2 separate regions of the Mus musculus genome follow, and region 1 is linked to region 2. A link is a contact called in ENCODE Hi-C or POLR2A ChIA-PET data. All regions are on one chromosome and are shown on one strand. Each heading gives the region's core, a stretch centred on a gene start or an enhancer-like site at or near the end of the contact. The rest is flanking DNA. Distances are from core to core; before and after follow the strand shown.

Region 1 (6,672 bases), core at 3,394-5,893, 190 kb before region 2:
CAGATTTTAAGCTACTGTTGATGAACATCCACAACCCCAGGAAGATATTTCTGTTTTCTTTCCTTAAATAGTACTTTTAAGGGCTGGAGAGATGGCAAGAGCACTAGCCGGGGACCTGAGTTCAATTCCTAGCACCCACACAGTAGCTCCAGTTCCAGGGGAATCCCACGCCCTCTTCTGGCCTCTGAGGGTACTGCACGCTTATGATGTGCAGCCATACATGCAGGCAAAACTCCTCTCTGCATAAAAACAAAATAAAATAATTAAAAATAGTACTTCTAAAGAGATCCATCTCAAGAAACAAGATCAAAAACCATTCAGATCCAGGCTGGTCTACATGGTGAGTATATCTGCATGGTGGTCAGCTAGGGCTACCTAGAGAAATCCTATCTTCAGGGAAGGTATCCTGCAAAGCTTTAAAGGCATAAGACAGTGAACAAGCAAAACAATAAACCACACAACTAAATACTACATACTTCACATTTCTACCGGTGAAACCCAAAGGTCAGGTGTATGGAGATGGTGTTTTACAAGGCAAGCCAAGCAGTACCCAGTCAGGCAAAATTTCACAGGTTTAGGGCTGACTCTCCACTAAGATGGCCCCTTTTCAGCTTCCAGACTCCAGCCTTGCTGGGACCCTCTGCCTGGCCCGTTACACTGCTGTTTATGTGACTCCTGCAGCTTTGATGCTTAGCCAGAACGCAGGAAGGGGTCATATATAATGATTACAATTTATAAGAAAGGGGACAAATCAGTAGGCTACATAAAGTGCAGAGGAAGGTGTGGAGGGCTCCAAGGTGAGACTCGGGGACACATCACCCTCTGACACAGTACACTTAACTAACCAGGTCAGCTCATGCAAGGCTCAGCATCGGGGCTTTTCATGGGTTTCATGGTGTAGGTATGATGGATTCACTGGTCATATGGCCTCACCCTCTAAGATCAGGTGGATAGGGTCTCTCTTTGATTCCCAACCCTCAATTAATTGGGTATAGATAGGTCCATTCTGATAACATGCTCCATTACGATAAACTAAGGTGTGGTCCCCACCTCCAGTACAAAGACACTCCTTTTCTCAGGAAATTCCAAAGATTGAGAGACTATTGCCCAGGGCCAAGTTCAAAAGGCAAGCACATTCATTACAGGGCACCGTTTTTTGTCTTCTGTAGTTGTTAACCTCTATTTTTGTTTATTTGTTTGGTTGGTTGTTTCAGATACTCTGGCATTAAAAATTTCTAAGTTTTATGGAGTCATAAGTATCTTGTTTGGTTTTGTTTGTTTGGTTGGTTTTTGTTTTGTTGTTTTCTGGCCTTGATCTGACAGAGATCTCCTGGCTTCTGCAGCCTGTCAAACCCTGGGATTACAGGCAAACATCACCACATCTCTCTTGTCTTGTTTTTAGAGCCTCAGTGTCACGTAGACCAGGCTGGCCTTGGATGTGGCTGAGAATGGAAGACCCTGAAGTCCTGATCTGCTTCCACCTCCTGAGCGCTGGGATTACAGCTGTGTAATCCACATCTGGCTCACAAGAATTCTCTTTATGGTGACCTAAGACAGAAGCCCAAGCAAAAAAAAAAAACCTAGAGTAATGGGGTTTCCTATGCTCTTGGAATTCAACAGCATAAGAATAAGATGTTAGCTTCATCCATGAGATTTCCTCTTACAAATGAACATCTGAGACAGTCTCCCCAGAGAGGGAAAGGACCACAGGGCTGGGTCTCACTGCTTTTAACACATCATCACATCCTTTTGCCCACAGGGATGCCCCTGGGACTTGCTTGCTTCCTTACTCACAGATCTTTGAAGAAAGACTGGCATTTGGTGTGAATTAATTTCCTCCCAAGGAGATGAGCTATAAAGAACACCAGATAATTCTGGAAAATTCTGGAGGAGGCTGGCTGCCTTCCAAGTGAAAGGAAAAAAAAATCCACAGACTAAGTTCAACAGTTGGTAGGGAGCAAAGGTGTAGGAAAAGACTTCTGTACAAACGGCTTTAGAAGGTCATCCAAGCACATAAAATGGACCACATAAACCTCTTTTCATTCAAACTGGGAATATTTGATAGCCTGACTTTTTTTTTTTTTTTTTTTTTTTGACTCAAAGCTCGTTGTTCAGAAGGTCCCTGAATGGAAACTTCACAAAATTGCAAGGGGTTTAACCAAAGTTCTCACAAAACACAGTAAACTCCCAGAGGACTACCCACAGCCACCTAAATTATTCCAATCTATATATTTGTTAAACTTTCAGGTATAATAATCATATCTCTAGTAACCAATACTTTAATTTTTAAAATTGTGGCTGAGGAGATGGTTCAGTTAGTAAAACACCTGTGGCACTCGCAGAGTGGCCTAAATTCTGACCACCGGCCCTCACAGAAAAGCCCAGCTTGTCTGCATATACTTGTAACCCTGTATGGGATCAAGCAGACATGAAAAGATCTTTCAAGCTCATTGGCCAGTCAGCCTAGTGAGGTGCACCTTTAATCCCAGCACTTGGGGAGGCAGAGGCAAGTGTTCGAGGCCAGCATGGTCTACAATGAGTTTTAGGACAGCCAGGGTTACACAGAGAAACTTTATCTCAACTTGCATGCCCCTCCTCGCCTGCCCCATAAGGTGAAGGGCTGGAGAAATGGCTCAATGGTTAAGAGCACTGGCTGCTCTTCCAGAGGACCAGGGTTCAATTCCCAGAACCCATTTGGTAGCTTAAAACCATCTGTAATCCCAGTTCTGGGGAACCCCTCTTTTTCCCTCTGAGGACCCCTCCACAGACATAGTACACGACAAAACATCCAGACACACAAAATAAAAAATATGTAAAAAACAAAATTTAGAAAGTGAAAAATCGGGCTGGAGAGATGGCTCAGCGGTTAAGAGCACCGACTGCTCATCCAAAGGTCCTGAGTTCTAATCCCAGCAACCACATGGTGGCTCACAACCATCTGAACAGCTACAGGGTACTCATATACATAAAATAAATAAATAAATCTTAAAAAAAAAGTGAAAAATCGAGTAAGACACCTAAAGGTGCAAACATGAGACTCCCATGAGCATGTACTAGTATACGCACATGTGCTAAACAACGCTTTACAGTTTCCACTGGAGTTTCTCAAGGGCCCACCTACTGCAAGCAGATGCTGTCATAACTCACAAATAAGCTAGGTGACGTCCTTCCTCCCAGGAGTTTCTATTACTTCGAGATTAACTCAAACTAAAACCAACCCCCACATGTTTACTGAGAGGACACGGACACTTTGCAGAAAGTGAGTCACATAACCAGAAAGGTAAGTCCCACATTAAGACTTTGGGAGCCTGCCTATCTAGTCCACTCAAAAACAGGCTCCCAAAAGGAGCCTAGGTATTTTAAAGTATGGAATACCTTAAGCACATGTGGTTTTAGTTATGTATTTTATTGAGAAAAGCTCTTATGTAGCCCAGGCTGGCTTTGAACCCTTCATCGTCTCTATTTCCATCATCCGAGCGTTGGAATCTGGTTATGTACAGGTTGGGAGAAAGAGCTCAATGCAAAGCTCAAAGTTTGATCAACTTCAAATTCTTAGGTTGTCTTTAATTTGCACAAAAATCACAGTAATAAACTCTTTCCAAGGTTGAGGCTAGATAACTTTCAGACAGGGCTCTTTAGATGCCCTAAGCCTCCGGCTTTCTGTATCTTTGAGGGTCAGGGTGCAGCACAGGGCGTCCGTTAAGCTGACAGGCCACATACCTGGCACTTGTTGGGACTCCTTCATCTCCAGGATATCCTTGATGTAGAGTTTTGCAAAGGCTAGAAACACAGGATCCAGACCCCAAAAGAGGGGCGGGATCTCCTCTTCCCTTGGACTGGATTCACACTCCATCAAGAGGCAGGGCTGTGGCATCTGCTAACCCAGAGCCAAGACTCTACAAAAGAAAACAAAAATAAGGTTTTAGGGTGTTTAGTGTGGGTAACGGTCATCCAGAAGTCTTAGGAGGGTAACACAGGGGTTCAGGACCCTGTCAAACTTCATGCCTAGCAGATGGCAAAGTCCTTGTATGAGGCTCCTTCGGACGAAATACCAACTGAGAATCAGTTAAACACCAAATTTTCTTTTCAGACGAGGTCTCAGATAGCCCCGGCTGATCTTAATCTAGCTATGTAGTGGAGGATGGCTTTGAACTAGTGATCCTCCAGTACTGGGATTACTGGCATGTCCCATCAGACCTGGTTTATACAGTGCTGGGGATGGAACGCAGGGCTTCATGCAAGGTTTCGTGCAGGCTAGGCAAGTGCTCTCCAACAACTGAGCTACATCCCCTAAATACTAATTCTCCACTTTGAGGATAACCATACACACAGGCGTACCCCAAAAAGGAGTTTTAACGAGTGAATCCGGAGAGTAATGGAGAGAGTCCCTGTGGCCGTGGACTTTGGGGGCCCTGAAGGTGTGTCTATCCAAGCTTCGACCTTTCACCTCTGGGAAGAGCGGAGGAAAGGAAAAAGAGGCAGAAATCAGAGCAGTTTACAACTTCTCCCGAAGCAGGAGCAGCCAGCCAAGATTGCCGAACCAGTTCCGGTTGCGAGAAGGAAGCGAGCACACTCCCGCCGGCGTATTTCCTTCCCGCCACCCGCGCCTAGCTACCGCCAGCCACTCCCGCTGAGGCCACGCCCCCGACGTCCTCCTCAAGGCCACGCCCACCCCACGTATCGGTTCCGCCCACGCCGCCTTCCCGGTCTACATACACCCTGCGCAGGCTCTTGGGGGCTCTCCTAATCTCGGAGATTCCCGAGCCAGCCCGGGAATTCCTGCTGCTCAAATCCCGCCTTCCATGTCACATTTGTCACTCCGATTCCCTCAGACGGTTCCAGGAAATTGGGACGGGATCAAACTTAAATTTTCTTTTTTAAAAGTAGGGCAGGGGGTTGTCTTGACTGATTAAAGCAACAAACAACGAAATTAGGCAATGGGGTATTTTACTGTTTCTTCACAGCTGGTAATGATCCCCTGACATCGTAGGGATGCTACAGTCTCGCTTGCAGATGTTCTGCTCTAAACCTGAGGCCCCGAGAGAATGAGAGGTCTTGTCTCTAACGGAAACCACCCCTATGAGGTTTCCTCCAGGATGTTGTGCCTTTAACTCTTGAGAGACTGACAATTCTTGTATAAACCATGGCCACCTCCTTGGAGCCCTGTCTCCACTGTCTCCACCCATATAAATAAAGACGTTTTTCCCTACTCACAGGGACTCACACGCCTAGGAGAGGGCAGGTCACTCACTCCAGCGGCAAAAGAGGCAGGAGGCCAAAGAGATCATTGCTAAACTATCAGAGAAGGGCTGGGATGGAAACTGGGTGTCATTAGAACCATGGCTTTCAGTTACTGCCCTGGCCACAGAAGGAGCGGACAGTGTCTCCCAGACTCTGTGGCACAGAATGGCTGGGCCCGTGGAGTTTAAGATCTGTGTAAACCCAATCCCTCTCTACTAGAAGAGGTTCTCTCCCAAGGAAACATAGTAGGATGGATGCTTCCAATTCACCTGTCAGGTAGAGAAAGACAGGTTGGGTGACATTCTCAGGACTGCACACCTCTGCGCCAGGGTGGAGTCCAGGGACCAGTCTCCGCTGTCCTCAGAAGTTGAGGTATTTTCAGAAATGACGCTCAGAGCTCTCAGGGCTAGAGCGCTGGACTCTGGGTTTACTGCCAACCTGGGGGAGGGCCACGCCTTGTGGTATAAATAGAAGCAGACTCCCCTGATGTCATCTTTTACAGTGATGGAGGACTCTTTAGAGGGGAGTGTGCCTCTTGATCTGAGCCCCAGACCTGAGGAGTAGATGGTAACGAAGCTGAGGGTGAGCTGTAGAATTCCAGATTGAGGGGTTTGCATGGAGCTTTGTAAAGATCTCAGCCTCCCTCCTGTAGAACTCCCAGACTCCAAGCCTTCCTGGACGATCCTGAAATCTTCAACCCCGCAGGACCAGCACAACACCCTACAACATTCAAGGCCGATCGATATTTTAAAAGTCAATGCTAGGAGCCCTTTCTTTTGGCAACTTGGTGCCAAATAACAAATTTTATAGACTTTTTTTTTTTTTGACAGATAGTATCATTCTTTCCAGAAAGCTAAGGTTCCAGCAAATTCTTCGGAAAACAGCGAGTTTGAACTGTATGTCTTAAATAGGCAAACGAGTATGCTTTGTGATCTCCATCTTTACAAAGATAACAGGGTTTTCTCTACCTGCCCATGATTTTTCTTTTTGAAGTTTAGAATTGTTCAAGATTTCCCTCCTGATCAGACCTTAGTCAGGCTCTTCGACCCTCAACTAGGCAACCTTGGTCTATAAAGATCTGAGCAAGTGCTGACAGAATTTATAACAGCCGCTCGGCACATTCCTGGACCTAGTTCCCCGTGAAGTGCCCCCAGAGAACTCCAGCCTACAGAAGAATTGTTTGCTATAGCAAACACCCAACCACAGGGAGCCATCCCCCAGCCTCTGGAGGAGGGGCGGAGCCTGAATACCATAGGGAACAGTTAACACACTTAGATTAGTTTCACTGCGGTTAAAACTCCCTTCACACTTCCTCCAATTCTCACTTCACTGACTGCTCAAGCCCTGACTCCATTCCACGGTCTCTACTCCCTCATTTTTTTCTTTTAAAAATTCTCACTGATTGAACCCCACTTTTTCTTCTTGTGGATG
Region 2 (7,481 bases), core at 3,395-5,894:
GAAGCAGAAAGATGAATGAAGAGGTGAGTCTGCCCAAGCTCCAGCTGCAAACCCTTGAGCACCAGGACTGGTCTTATAATCATCTTTAACCACACTGAAGCTTGAGAAAGAGCAGCTCCTGTGATAATTTCACAGTCTTGGAGTCTGTTTGATGTGTAAACATGCCAGTTCTGTCTTCTCCCCCTGCCTCTCGTTACTGTTTCAGTCCTGAGGTAGACATTTATTGGGGACTTTCTTAGTTGGAAGGGGAAACAGGAAATGGGAGGTAAGAGACCACTCTTTCACATTTTAGATCTCGCTGCTGCTTGGGTTCCACTCTCTCACACCTTGGCAAGCTTTGAGGATAGAGAATGCTGGGTCAAATATGTGAATTTAGGTTAACCAGATGGTTTTTTTCCCCCCCTCAGATGACATTTCTGAATGAATAAAAAAAATCTGAGAAAGAAGTGGCCGTGAGCAACACCTTTATTCTCTCCTCTCATAGCCTCACACTCCTGCCACCAACCACCCCTTTCTCATCCCACACAGCCCCCCCTCCTTCATCACCCCAATCACTCCATTTTTCTCTGAGGGAGCAGCATACCCAGCAACAGCAGTGAGTCCCAGACTTCTGTGTCTCTCGTCTGTAATGGACTTGACAAAACTCCAGATCTGGTAGGACGCAAACGCAGCAAACGCAGGAACTTCATGTGAAGGGATCTCGTTAGGTTTTTGTTTGTTAATCTGCACCTAAGTTAGCAGAAGCTTTCCCAGGTGTCTGGTGCTGGAAAGGTTTTGTCCCACTGATGGTTTCGGCCCTCATCATGGTATCTCCTCACTCTAGGTACCCATCCTATTTAGTGAGGCAAACATCTTATGGATACCTAAAATAACGCAGGGTCTTTCGTCTTGTGGTTTAAAATACAATTCTTTTATGGTTGATATAGCTGAATATATATACATACACACACACACACACACACATATATATATATTTATGGAGAGAGCACAGAGGTCACCTGTGGTATTTGATAATCTCTAAAAGTAGATTAATCATGGGCCTGGAGAGATGGCTCAGCGGTTAAAAGCACTGGCTGCTCTTCCGAAGGTTCTGAGTTCAATTCCCAGCAGCCCCATGGTGGCTCACAACCATCTGTAATGGGATCTGATGCCCTCTTCTGGTGTGTCTGAAGACAGCTACAGTCTACTCATACACATAAAATAAATAAATCTTTTTGAAGAAGTAAGTTAATCACACATTCTTGAATTCCCCATGAGAATTCATTAGGCAACAGAGAGAGAACAAGAAACACAGAGTCAATTATTCTCGAAAGGAAACTAGGAACTGACCAAGCAATAGAACACCTTTGTACCATGCAGAGGTCTGTAAGATGCCACTGGCAAGAGAAACCTAGACAAGAGCTTTTGAAGGTGTTTTTCCATTTGCATACAGTAAGAAAATGTCCGGGTAAATAGTTAGGAACACCTACTGAATTCTTTTTGTGCTGTAAATCAACTTTATCATGTGGGTTTTATTTAATTCTTCACCTAAATGGTTTATACTCATAAGTTTACAATCTTAAGGGGAAAAAAAATCCTTTGGATACTAGCTATGTCTTCATGAGACAAAGTTTCTGTCAATATAGAAAAGTCTATGAAATAAATTATCCTAAGTTCATGCTAGGATATAAAAACTGCGAAAGCTGCAAGGTTAGAAGAAAAAGAAATCGACTGAACATTTCAACTGTGCTTAAAATACCTTTATGGTTGCACAGGGAAAAAGAGAGAGGCAGGGAGCGTGGGGGAGGGAGAGGGAGAAAGACTATATAATATTGTTTTCTTACACTTAAAAGTGAATAATAAACCAAACCTTCATAAAGATTCCTAGGTCCGTGTCATCACCCATCAACAGTTTGAATGGAAGACACATTTTACCACTCCCTGGTGAATAATAATGGAGTCAACGGTAGCCTTGGGAATCGAAGAAACTGAAAAACACAGAGAAAGTCTGACTTCGGATGAAATTAATTACTATTATCCCTGAATCCTAGGACAAGTCTCCCATTGTTCTCTGTGGTAGGGTAAGGAGTCTTTGTTCCCTGGCTCACAAGGAAGCACTTTTAACTACTTGAAAATTTCATACGAAAATAAAAATGTCCTCTGTGACAAATACCAAACTCTTTGTAGGCAAATAGATTTCAGGTCACTAAAGACATGAAAATATTTCTCTAAAGACACATGGAAACTATAATGGTTACTTTTAGTCCCCGTCGCCCACCCTAAAGCTAACGGTCGAACCCAGGGCCTCATGAATGGCAGGTAAGCATCCTATCACAGAGCTGTGTCTCCATTTGTGTAGGGGCAATTTATACATATTCCAGATCTTTTGCATTAAATTGAGTATGGGAAGTAAAATACAAACATATGGGAAGACCATTGACACAGCACACAGAAGAGAGAATGGCCAACAGACACACATTTCCGAGCTAACAGGTTTTCCTGAGAGCTAGTTCAGAGGTCCTTGGAAAGCTTGGCCAGTCTTATTTTAATACATCAGTTTCATATAAAAACAAGTCAGAACATTTGCAAGGCAAGATGTTGTTTTCCTTTATGTAGTCAGTAAAAGCATAGCTCTAAGATTAGGCTGTAATAACAAAAGAATTTGGGAGCAGCTGATTTTAGACTTATAAAAACAACTCACCCTTACGCCTCAAGGCATCCTGAATATGAAGTGTGCTTTGTGCTTCAAGTGTCAGGGCAGGTAAGTCTGCCCTTTTTTGTAATGAGAGAACTCATAGGAAGGAAAAAATGAGAAGAAATGATTTCACAGACTGATCTGTGAGTTGGTGAGTAACACTTGTACCATAAAAATCATGCATTCTACTGCCTTCCCCTTAATCTCAGCACTCGGGAGACAGAGGCAGGAGGATTTCTGTGAATTCCAGACCAGTCTGGGCTACAAAGCAAGGTCCAGAACAACCAGGGGAGTTACAGAGGAACCCTGTCTTAAAAAACCATCAAACAAAACAACCTCCTGTCCCCAAGTAATGAATTCTGTTCTTGCTGTTTCTTAAACATTTAGGAGTGGAACATTAATTTATTAATGGTCACATGTGAAGGCTTGACGTTTTCTGGTATTTATGGCTTAAGTTGTGTGGACTTTTAGCTATCATAGCACTCTTTTAAAAATCCGTGCTTTTGGGAAAGGTAAGGGATAAAAGCTTGTGAGACATTGCTTTAAGTCAATTAGGGAATGACGAATATGCTTGACTAAATGTTCCTTTGGTGTTTTGCATGATTCTAGCTGCCTCTCATACATTATCATTGAATTTCCCTGTCTCTAGGAGGTGAATATTGTTCTCATTTACCAAGCCATCGAACTGAGGTCCACGGCCACACTACACTCCATTGCACAAAACAAAAACAAACCAAAGAAGAAACCGTGGTGCCAGGACTCTAATCTAGGCAATTGCAACATCTGCAGATCTAATCACCTCATTAAGTTCCTTTAGGTTCTGTATTTATTAACTGACCGCCTAGGAGTCTAATCAGTTCTTTCGGGTTACTTTAAAGCCACTATTAGCAGATATTCGGAAAGAGAGCTGTCCCTTATTACAAACTTCCCAGTGACTCACAAGTTAGCTCAACTTCTCTACACCCACGGCTCCACCCAAGCTAGTTCATTTTGCTGTTGCATAGCAACAGAACATCCTGAACACTAGAAGGCCGTGCAGCCTCCCAGAGTCTAGCAAGGGGCCTCCTGGGGGCCCCCAGAGCCTAGCAAGGGGGCATCCCGGGAGTCGAGCCAGGGTCTAGCAAGGGGCCTCCCGGGGGCCCCCCAGAGTCTAGCAAGGGGCACCCCCAGGAGTCGAGCCAGGGTCTAGCAAGGGGCCTCGGGGGGGGGGGGGCAGGATCAAGCAAGGGGTTTAGTTCTCAAATATCTGAATTCTAGTCCGAACCTGTCGGATCGACCGCGCCCCGCTTCCTGTTCTGCGCCATAATACACTTCCTTAGGTTATTTTTTTCTCAGATTTGACCAAAACATGTGAAGCCAAGCAGAGGTGGGCACAGACCAAAATAAGGGGGCGAGTCCGCAAGGCAGGCTGGGGATGCCCTCTACTGTTTATGCAGAGACACCCACATAGACTCCGAGCCAGCAGGGAGCCGAGCGGGCCCCGCGGTTTCCGGCCCTGCCACGTCTGAGGAAAAGCCTTTGCGGTGGGGAAAGCCGAGCCTGCCAGGGGGCGAGCGCTGCCAGAGGGCGGTGCTCTCGGGCGCGCCACCCTGACGATACCCACCCCGCCCCCAACCCCACCAGGGAAGCTGCTCGGGAAGGCAGCTGGCACCGCAACTCCCAAAGGCAGTGGCGAGCGGAAGCGCGCCCCCCTCAGGCCCCTCCAAGGGCCTAACATCGTTTTTTCCATGGACGCCACCCCACGGCTGGCGGCCGCGCGCGCGTAGCCGAGCCCTGGAGCGCGCCGGCCAGCCCTGCCAATCACGAGCCGCGCCCGCCTCCCGCCAGGCCCCGCTCCGCCCCGTGGCCCAGGCCCGCGGCCCGCCGCGCACGCGCAGTCGGAGCTGTACGGAGCACATCCGCCTGCTCCGGCCAAGCTAGCCAATCGTACGTCTCTTCTCCGGTGAGGCTCCGCCCCCGGGGCGAGGTCAGTGGGCTGCGGGCGCTCCGCTGGCTGTGTGTACGGTGTGTCGCCGCTGTGAGCATGGCTGAGGAAGGTACTGAGCTTTCTCCCTGGGGTTGGCCTGAGCGGCAGGCCTGCGGGTGTCTGGGTATCTGACGGAGAAGCTCTCTCCGGCGTCGCGGGAGCTCGGCCTCCTGCTCTGTGGGATAGAGGGCTTTCTGTGGCGAGGGAGGCGGAGGAGTGGAGGAGGAGGGCTACGGGGTTGCTGAAGAGAAGGGAGCTGGGGGGAGCGCGCTTTCTGTGGTGGGGGGACGGGGTGGGGAAAGGGGGAGCTGAGTGGGGTGCGGGGACGGGGGGAGGGCTTTCTGTGGTGAGGAGGGAGGGGAAAGGGGGAGGGAGAGTGGGCGGGGCTTTGTGGAGAAGATGGACGGGGCTGGGGAGGAGGGCGGAGTCTTTGACCATAGTAAACCCAAAGGGGCAGATGCTGCTTTCTGACACCTCGGGACTCGTTCTTGGTTCTAGGCGCAAAGCTTTTAAGAGTCAAGATTCAGGCTGTATTGCTTTTATTTACGAAATTATAACAAAAATTAAAGTTCTTGACTAGTTATAGTTCCCCTTCCTGAAACGCAAATTTTTGGGGGTGTTTTGAAGGGAAAAAAAGAAAGACAGTGAGATACTAGCTGGTTTATTTGTCGTGAAAGAAACAGGACTTGGTTACTTCCCCATGTGGAGAGGTAAATGGAAAATATGAGAAGAATTAGAATAAATTATAGCTACATGTAATTGGAAGAAATGGCTGACTATTTTTGGTGTTTAGTTCACTGAAGAAAATTTTGTTCAGAAAAATTGAGGTCTGTTTTGAGATAATTTGATTATCATTCGCGTCTTTTCTTTTTGATAAGGAAATCAGGAGTTCACTTCCAAGATGGAAAACTCATCAGATTCAGCATCGACTTCACCTGATGCTCCTCAGCCCAGTGAGAATCCACCATCACCACCGACTTCACCTGCCGCTCCTCAGACCAGTGAGAATCCACCATCACCACCGACTTCACCTGCCGTTCCTCAGACCAGGGAGAATCCACCATCACCACCGACTTCACCTGCCGCTCCTCAGCCCAGGGAGAATCCACCATCACCACCGACTTCACCTGCCGCTCCTCAGCCCAGGGAGAATCCACCATCACCCCCGACTTCACCTGCCGCTCCTCAGCCCAGGGAGAATCCACCATCACCCCATTCGAATAGTTCAGGAAAACAAGTATGGATATCTGTGTTGTCCTCTATCCCCCACCCCCATCTGTTCTGTTCCAGAGTATTCTGATAGTGCCAGTTTTAAGGCTACTGGAGTGTGAATTAATATGTAGCTCATACCTTTCTAACTGCCAAGATTTTCTTCTTGAATCGGTTCATTTTGTTTAATTTCTTATGAGGTTACTGCGATGCTCCAAACCAAGGAAACTTGAATCTGTACAGTATTTCTTAGGGGGAAGTCTTTGGTAGCAGGTCTTCTCCTTAGTTTATAGTTCTGAAGCATTTCTAGTATTATCAGGCAAATACTAGCTGCCAGTGGCAGGCGAAGTGTCTCAGTCCTATTTTAGTTAACCTTGCTAAAGTAAGACTATAGGTAGCCTCTGGATATTAGAGACATTGGTGATGCTCGCATGAGATTTGTGGAAACAGAAAGCCATCCATTGTACCTATCGTAGAAGCATATAGCCTTTATTTTTAATAGATTGACTTACTACAAGAATGTATCCTTAACATTTTTGATGTTTGTGTCTTTTTCAGCCTCTGAGTGGAACACCTAAAGAAAGGTTAAAGAAAGCAAGATCTTCATCTCATTCATTTTGTAGTGTGGTGAAGCGTATGAAGGTAGAGAATGACGAAAATAATGAGACCCTTTCAGAACCAGGAGAATCTTCAAAGGAAGAAAATTGTTCAAAGGCCCAAGAAAGCTTGAAAAACAAAGACAGTGAGCCTGGAGAAAAGAGCTCAGAGGAGAAAAACACGTGTGAATCTAAGTCGTCGGATACTGGGTCATCTAATGCCCTCCCAAAGGAGTCTGAGAATGCGATCATTAGAGAAAAATTAAAACAAGAAAAAATAAGATTGATTAGGCAGGTTGAAGAGAAGGAAGACCTTCTTCGGAGGTTAAAGTTAGTCAAGATGTATAGAATAAAGGTGAGAAGAATCTTAGAACCGTTACATCATTTTTACATAAACTGCGGTAGTTTCTAAATTGGAGATACATTTTAGTTTGATAAACAATCAGCCAGATAACCAGAAACCCGGGTTACAAGAGCTTTGACTGAAATAGAAGTAGTTGGTTCAGAGTGAGGCTGAGGAACCCCTTCAACACGAGGTAAAACTTAAAAGCTTAGGGTTTTGTTTAATGCACAGGTGGAGCGTTTTGGCCTTAATTTCTAGCCAGTAGCAAGATGAGAAGTGAGAGGTGTTCCATGAAGATGCAGGGGGACAGAGCACGATGGTGTTAGAACTAAAAGTGGACCACAGAATGCAAGGTGCTGTACTTTCAGTAACGATCCTGCATAAATGTCAGGCATTTTATTTGGGAAAACAGATTTTAGGTTTCAGCTTACACACGTTGAGTAAAATAGAACATGGATGTCTAGAAGGAGACATTTATTATCTTTGTAGTTCTTACCCAGGTAACACCTCATTTTATCCCAAAACTGGAGTAAGTGACAGAATAGCATGTCTTATATGTGATTTTGAATTTTTAGGACTTTTCTAAATGTAACTGAATAAAATGTTGAAAATACTTTAAACTTGAATATTTTTACCTTTAAGAAGTTTGCGGTACATGGAGACATTAGAAAGGCACAACACAACGTCGTATCT

What was found. Hi-C counts contacts between places; a loop is a spot of excess contacts on that map. ChIA-PET counts read pairs that join two places held with the same protein, here RNA polymerase II (POLR2A).
Region 1: a loop to region 2 is called in a map of heart, with 11 times the contacts of the local background. The contact joins the promoter of Stn1 here to the promoter of Sfr1 in region 2. A Hi-C loop is called at or near these places in 7 of 37 maps with a recorded cell type or tissue (Patski, heart, left cerebral cortex and 1 more). POLR2A ChIA-PET finds 5 or more read pairs at or near these places in 2 of 5 experiments (Patski and embryonic stem cell).

What each region holds. Positions count from the first base shown.
Region 1 is chr19:47,532,476-47,539,147 of GRCm38, forward strand. It overlaps Stn1 (STN1, CST complex subunit), which reads right to left and starts at 4,644. Exons shown (of 10, transcript NM_175360.3): 1 at 4,339-4,644; 2 at 3,721-3,896. The coding sequence starts at 3,874.
Region 2 is chr19:47,727,112-47,734,592 of GRCm38, forward strand. Sfr1 (SWI5 dependent recombination repair 1) reads left to right here and starts at 4,645. Exons shown (of 4, transcript NM_026377.2): 1 at 4,645-4,710; 2 at 5,519-5,877; 3 at 6,408-6,800. The coding sequence starts at 4,698.